3 separate regions of the Homo sapiens genome follow, and regions 1 and 3 are each linked to region 2. Evidence: chromatin loops called from intact Hi-C (ENCODE). Cell type or tissue: dorsolateral prefrontal cortex. All regions are shown on one strand.

Region 1 (2,500 bases), 320 kb before region 2:
AAAGGTACCTGTTCATCCCGCTTCAGCAGATGGTACTATGCTAGGAGTATTGTAAGAGCTTTAAAGAAAGGAAAACAAACAAACAAAGGAAAGATCTGTGGTTGGGTCAGCCAGAGGAAGAACTCACTTGCATTGTCTCCCAGTACTGTTCTGTTTCAGCTGGGGCTATGATGTGTGACGTGACTCCTAGAGGCCTAACCACTGGGGAAATTTATTTAGTCAGTGGTTTTCTTTTTCCCCTCTTTCTCCCTGTCAGTTAGTGGCATAGAGTTGGTTTAAAATATTCTTATATCCGATCTTCCCAGTTAAATCTCCTGGTTAAATTGAAGTCATTTGTCCCTTTACTCACTCATCTGACAAAAGACTTTTTGAGCACCTACCCTATGTAAGGTACTGTTCTAGGTTTAAGTTTCAATTGGCACCAACAGTTCTATGTCCTTGGGCAAATGCTTTGCTTTTCCAGACCTCACTTTTTCCTTCTATATGATGAGGGGCCTGGCTCAGGTTGCTAAATCTCATCTCAGAAACAGAAGGATTGGAGCTTGTAAAACCATTTTACAGATAGAAAATTCTAAGGTTCCAAACAAGCCAGGCTTGTTAACAATGGACAGCATCCAAGGAGAACTCCCCAAAGGATTATAATGCAAGTAGGTGGGCTGCTCAGGCCTAGTGAGGACCAAGCTATCCTTCTTCTCTGTTTCAAATTCCCTGAAATTCTTAATACTCTAGAGCAGTGTTTCTCAACCTTTTTTTCATTATCTCCCTCATAAACAGCCTTTTAAGACATTTTTTTTGCTAATCCCCTCCCCTGTGAAATTTTAATCCCACAGAAATACTGGATACCTCTTTATGTACTATGACCTTTGGGAAGCAGGGAGCAAACCATGATAATATCTAAGGTTTTTGGCCTTCAAGAACCAAATTTCATCCCCTTGGTAGTTATATTGGCCCCTACTGAGAATGCATGCCCTAGAGCAAGGATTTTCACACTTGTCTTTTAGCCTATGCAAATTCTATGCAAAATTCAACATATGAAATGTTGAATGTTGTAAAAGCAGTATTTTACACAGTCAGTGAGGAAACAAGTTAATATCCTGGTAGTCTCCAAAAGGAACATTGAATACAGGACACTTGAATGTACCTTTTTTCTTTGTCTGTCTGTCTTTATTTATTTATTTATTTATTTATTTATTTATTTATTTATTTATTTTGAGATGGAGTCCTGCCCATCTTGCCCAGGTTGGAGTGCAATGGTGTGATCTTAGCTCACCGCAACCTCTGCCTCTCAGGTTCAAGTGATTCTCCTGCCTCAGCCTTCTGAGTAGTTGGGATTACAGGTGCCCACCACCACGCTCAGCTAATTTTTTGTATTTTTTAGTAGAGACAGGGTTTCTCCATGTTGGCCAGGCTGGTCTAGAACTCCTGACCTCAGGTGATCCACCCACCTTTGCCTCCCAAAGTGCTGGGATTACAGGTGTGAGCCACCATGCCCGGCTGAATGTACCTTTTAAAAATTATATTTTTAAAAGATATTTTAAAATGTATTTTGAGGAAAACAGTTTAAATGAAACATTGACAGAACCCCTAAAACACTGACGAACAGTTTGAACACCATTGCTGTATAGTCTTCTGGAACATGGGATTTAGAATCAGATGGGATGGATCTGAGTTTATTTGCTATTACACCGACTACCAGCTATACCATCCTGGGCAAGTGTTAGAGTTTCAGTTTCATCATCTGTAAAATGGGTATTTGAATGCGAATGTACTTCACAAGATATCTATAAGAACTGAAACAGATAATCAACTGTGCCTGACACACGGTAGGCACTCAGTAGAATTTAGTTATCTCTCATGCCACTCTTTGTCTTTACATTTTCTTCCATTGATTATAGCAACTTGTGCTTGAACACACAGGAAACAATAGCTGCTGAGGAACTGTGGCCAAATAAAACAAGGAAGGACTCCAGTATCACTCTCAATGTCTCTGTTTTCCCTTTCCTGAACACAGAACAGGGAAGGGTATTATTACGCTGCCTGAAATGATGTTAAACTGGCATGAGTCCTGACTTCTTTTCTTATGAAACTGGTGGACCCAGTTATTAACTCTTCATATCCTGAGTAAGGTAAATCTTGTAAAAAAAAAAAATCATGTCTCATTAAATGGAGACCACTCAGTTTTATAGGGGAAATACCAAATGTTGTTTTATAACAAACTTTCTTTAAAAATTATGCTCTATTTTGAGGATTTAGCAGTACATATCTTTTTTTTTCTTTTGGACATATGAGTTGTCTATGTATGTACATTTATGGATTTGTTGTGTTTTGAATGTAGTAATATCCATTGAGTATCAATGACCATGTTCTCTTCAAATTTCTAGTTGGGGTTGTTATCCATAAAGCTGGGAGATGACTTGCTGGGATTTGACACCAAGATAATTAAGAGTACTACCAGATATCTATGTTGTAAGGAGAGTTCAGGGCTGTAGTCTAATCCCAT
Region 2 (2,500 bases):
TTTATAAAGAGCTCAAAGAGCTTGAACATATAGTACAGTGATTACAATTATAGGCTTTGGGGCCAGCCTGGTCTGTTAGAATATTGGTTCTTCTGTTTCCTAAATCTGAAATATTGAGTAAGTCACTTAACCTCCCTTTGCCTCAGTTTCCTCATCTGTGTAAAAGGCCTAATAATAATTCCATTACCATGTGCTAGGCCTAAATGTATTACTTCATTTACATGAATTAACTTATTTAATTTTCCCAATAACCCTATCTCATAGTGAATAAGCTAATATGTGTGAAACTGTCAAAACTATGAGTGATACATTTTTAAGTGTGCAATAAGTATTAGCTATAATAATTATCATGACTTTATAAGTCATCTAAAAATATATATTATTATTAAACACTGACTACTACTCTGTAAGAATGGGTCTGTTAGTTTTCCCCAACTTTATAGCTGTCAACCGAAGCTCAGAATGATTAATTCAGGTTCCCAAATCTACTCATTTGGAGAGTGACAAAACAAGGATTCTAGCCCCAGATCATCTGACTTTAAATTTTGTGCTTTAAGCTTTTCTTCTGAAATTGGAGTGATGGGTAATTGTAGAAATTGAGGGGGTAAAAAAGAGGAGAGCCATTTGAAATCCATTGTAATAATGTGTCTGTTCAAATCAGTCCTACCAAATCAAGCATGCTCAGCTGTAAAGAAAATGGAGGTGATCTCAGATGTCAAAACACTTCCCTGTGAATATTACTATTTTGGACACTGGCCATTTTAAAAATTTCAATATTCATTTTTTTCCTCAACTGCTATTTCGTATTCCTGTGGTATTTATTCACCAAACATGATGTTAAGATTATGAAAACGATGAGGAGTCAAGGTCTTAATTTTGCTCTGACACGGAATCTATTCCTATTTCATATACAGGTTGGCTGTTATTTTCTAGCAGATGCTTTCAGGTTGATGCATATAAAATTCACACACTGTGTAGAATTAAGTAGAGGGGGAAAGGGGAATAGGAAAAAAGGATGAAGGGAGAAGTGAGATGCTTATTTTTTTTTGACACCAAAATTGAATCTTTCAGTGTAAGGATTTCAAAGTACTGACAACCATTCTCCCATTTGCTGGGTGAGCTTCCTTTTGTGGTATTATTTCCCCATGGATATTGAGAGTCTTTCTGAGATGAGCACAAGAAGCTAATCACAAACAAACAAAGAGAAGATTGGTAATGCTGATTCCCAACCACCTTGTTCCTTCCACTGGAGGGGGCTCTCTCAACCCCTTCTCTGAGGATGTGAAAACAAACCAGATGGGTGTGCTATCTCCATCTTTTGGCCTTTAGCAGAGTCTCTGGAACAAAGCAGGGCAGCAGGGCTTCTTGAAGACTTGCTTGGAGAGAGAGAGAGAGGCTGGATGGAATCTTGAATAAAAATGATAGGTTATGCTTTAAGCTGAATAAAAATAAGCCATCTGAAGAATATATAGAAGTGGCATGCATGCTGCCTCTGGAAAGATTCATTTTTATTTGTCTATCTATGTATAAAGGAGGAAGATAGATAAATGGAAAGGGAAGTGCCGTTTCTGTAATGTTCACTCTGGTGAAGGGTTTGCAAACAGTATAAAAATAGTGGCTCTTCCAAAATGACGGCTTTACTTGAAGTTTATCCACCTCTCTCCCCCTTGCTCATACCCCTCACCAAAAAAAAAAAAAAAAAAAAAAAAAAAAAAAGAAATTCAAAGCTAGCATAGTCACTGTGGGGAAAAGACAGCGATCTTTTGTATGTTGTTATAATTAACCAGGCCCATTTCATCATCAGATTATAGAATGGGATGCAGTGTTAAAAAAAGAACTAAAGGAAGAAACCAGGAGAAGTGGCCATTTTAATTGCATGTTTATTCTCTCTTCGCTTTCCCAAATTGGTTTCGTTTCCTCTGAGTGGGGTTAGTGCCAGGGTATTCACATGAGCAGGGGCCAGGGTGGATTCCAACATTTACCAGCATTTGAATTACCTCCGGACGGTTTGGCGGCCTCTAAATTTATACCCTTGAAGGCACAGCAACAAGCCTTCATCTCCTATGGAAGAGACTTGAAAGCATGCCAGAACAGGACCTCGTCTTCCCTTCTTAGAGTCCTGGCACGTAGAATCACACAAGAAAACAAAAGGCATTTGTGAGGAGCCGTCCAGGAAGAAAGATTAACAATATAAACCGAGGGGGGAAAGAGAAAGAAAAGAAAAAGCCCTTTAAAATGGTTTTGTGCTTATTTTAATAGAACTTGCACAGTCCCTGAATATCCTCTAATCAAAACCAAATGCTTGTTGCTGTACAGCACTCTTTCTTTGTTCACCGGCAATGCCCACTCTGCTTTGCTTGGGGGGTGGGGCCGGGGCTGGCTGGCTTATCTTTCCACCAGGAATAAACAATGTTGTCCTCAAGGTTAGGGCATGTGGCTGATTCAGAAACCCTAGGGAAAACACCCATTGGCAGCTGGACCTTGTTCTTCAGTCACCCCA
Region 3 (2,500 bases), 330 kb before region 2:
TCTGGATCCTGGCCTTTCCTATGGTCCTGAGATGATCAAAACATAGGGAAGAGCAGAGAGCAAGGCTGGAGAAATTATATGTCAAGCTCATATGACTTGTCTTTCCAGAAAAATATAACTTACTTATTGAGCCTTATTATATGTTAGACACTTAACATGTATTTCTCTAATCCTTACAGCAACCCTGGAAAGCAGATATCATTATTCCTATTTTATAAGTGAAAATAGAGTAACTTTACCCAAGTTACTTTGGTAATTTGCCCAAGGTCCCACAGTGTGAGTCCATTTTTTGTTGTTGTTGTTGCTATTAAGGAATATCCATGGCTGGGTAATTCATAAAGAAAAGAGGTTTATTTGGTTTATGGTTCTGCAGATGGTGCAAGAAGCATAGTACTGGCATTGGCTTCTGGTGAGGGTTTCAGGCTGCTTCCTCTCGTGGCCTAAGGCAAAGGGGAGTCAGTGTGTGCAGAGATCACCTGGTGAAAGAGGAAGCAAGAGAAGGGGAGGTAACAGGCTCTTTTTAACAACCAGCTTCTGTGGGAACTAATAGAGTGAGGACTCACTCATTACCATGAAAACAGCACCAAGCCATTCATGAGGTATGTGACCCAAACACCTCCCATTAGGCCCCATTCCAGTACTGGGGATCAGATTTCATCATGAGGTTTGAGGGACAAACATTATCCAAACTATAGCACACAGTTAGTAAGGGCAATTTTGAAGTTCAAACAGCTCATCTGACTTCAAGCCCATTTAATTTTCTCTCTGCAATTGGGACTTTTGTGATTCCTTAATTCCTTGCACTAAGATTTTGTTTTTTTTTTCTTTTTCTTCTTTTCTTTCTTTTTTTTTTTTTTTTTTTTTGAGATGGAGTTTTGCTCTTGTTGCCCAGGTTGGAGTGCAATGGTGCAATCTCGGCTCACTGCAACCTCCACCTCCCAGGTTCAAGTGGTTCTCCTGCCTCAACCTCCCAAGCAGCTGGGATTACAGGTGTGCACCACCATGCCCAGAAAATTTTTGTATTTTTAGTAGATATGGGGTTTCACCATATTGGCCAGGCTAGTCTTGAACTCCTGACCTTAGGTGATCCACTCGCCTCAGCCTCCCAAAAAGCTGGGATTACAGATGTGAGCCACTGTGCCCAGCCTATGCTAAGATTTTCAAGTCCTAGGGAAAGGGATGGATGGAAAAGGCTTGTATTATTTGGATGAGATCAGGAGCTCTCCTTGTAGAAAGCAGAGTAAAAAGCTCAGAGTTGTGTGAACACTTGAGTGCTGACCTCACAAGTTAATAGGCTGTAGGTGGCACCAGTAGCATGATCAACAAAGCTGTGTCATTTTAGTCGTTTAAAACTTAATCTTGGCTTCGGTATATTTGAGACTTAACTACACTAAATGCTTTTGGGTATATGTCCAGGTCTCTACAGGGGAGTACAATGGATGAGAGCGTCTTTATTTCTAGTAACATTGATACAGTTTTGTCCAAATACATGGAATATTCCCACCTCCACTGGTTTCTTTCCTAGTAACAAAGTCATGGGCCATTTATGGCCTCACCCACGTACCTCTCTATTGAAAGACATAAAATATGGCAGTGCATTTTTGTGCCAATGAGCAGGGAAATTGTCAGCTTCTCTTTTCCTTATTCATGTGTTTCCCAGGGTTGTCAGTTGGCATTATGGGTAGTGTGCATATTGATTGGTGCATATTGACTGGGTGTTGCAGACATCCTAACAAAATGAATAGATGAGATGTGGAGTTTCTCTTTGCTATACAAATTTGAGGGAAAATGCTGAGTTAATGGGAGGATGCTTTGGTATAAAATAAAAGTTAACATGAGCCAGGCTGCCAGCAGAAGTGCTAAGAGGAGAGACATTTTATAATTTATCAAGTTTTAAGTCTTTGTCTCACCAATAAACAGAAGTGTTATTCATGTTGATTAACTAAAAAGCCTCCTCACAGACAAGGATCTGATTCTGAGTTTAGGGATTCTTTGCTGATTATAACTTCAGGCTCCAGAATGGCTCTCCTTGTCCTCTCCCCTTTCCCGCCCAGTGCACCACTTCAGAAGAGGAGAGGCAGTTATATTCCTACTCTGTAATTCCTTATTTTGCCTCTTTCCCCACTAATTCATTCTGAACTCCACACACACTGATTTCCCTTTGCCTCAAACTGGTTTTACCTAATTATTAACCCAGCAGGAAGAATTAACTTGTAACTCCAGTGTTGTTTTTGTGTCTCTTGAGACATCTCAGCATGACTGAGCACCATAAAATTTGAGTTGTGATTTCTGGAGCTGGAGCGTAGTTGTAGAGAAGGAAACTTTGAGGGGTGGCTTGTAACATAAGGAAATCATTTTGATGCGAGTAAATGTCTGCAAGTGAACATTCACTAATGAGGTTGAGAGTTTATTTATAGCAAATAATCACCGTTATTATTCTTTACTTGCTATGCATCACCCCAGCACTGGGTTGTATACAACATGCCAAGATTTTTGCTGA

Evidence for each region. A loop is a pair of places that touch in the nucleus more often than their neighbours do. Peaks named below come from ENCODE experiments on the same cell type or tissue, not always from the same donor. Only the 100,000 strongest peaks of a DNase experiment are listed, where the experiment ranks them.
Region 1: a loop joins it to region 2, with 2.5 times the contacts of the local background. A loop is called at or near these places in 4 of 110 quality-filtered maps.
Region 3: a loop joins it to region 2, with 5 times the contacts of the local background. A loop is called at or near these places in 3 of 110 quality-filtered maps.

Annotation. Positions count from the first base shown.
Region 1 is chr9:105,963,727-105,966,226 of GRCh38, forward strand. All of the region lies in intron 2 of LOC107987108 (a long non-coding RNA gene), which reads left to right. Among named protein-coding and RNA genes, the nearest start is that of TMEM38B, 270 kb to the left of the region's middle. In dorsolateral prefrontal cortex, no CTCF peak of the experiment used is centred here; no DNase peak of the experiment used is centred here; H3K27ac peaks cover 1,072 bases.
Region 2 is chr9:106,285,181-106,287,680 of GRCh38, forward strand. All of the region lies in intron 3 of LOC107987108 (a long non-coding RNA gene), which reads left to right. Among named protein-coding and RNA genes, the nearest start is that of MIR8081, 310 kb to the right of the region's middle. In dorsolateral prefrontal cortex, a CTCF peak has its summit at 1,270; a DNase peak (open chromatin) is centred at 1,302; H3K4me3 peaks cover 1,291 bases; H3K27ac peaks cover 1,525 bases.
Region 3 is chr9:105,957,479-105,959,978 of GRCh38, forward strand. The region is part of intron 2 of LOC107987108 (a long non-coding RNA gene); the gene reads left to right. Among named protein-coding and RNA genes, the nearest start is that of TMEM38B, 260 kb to the left of the region's middle. RefSeq lists an enhancer at 308-863. In dorsolateral prefrontal cortex, CTCF peaks have their summits at 1,279 (motif pointing right) and 1,484; no DNase peak of the experiment used is centred here.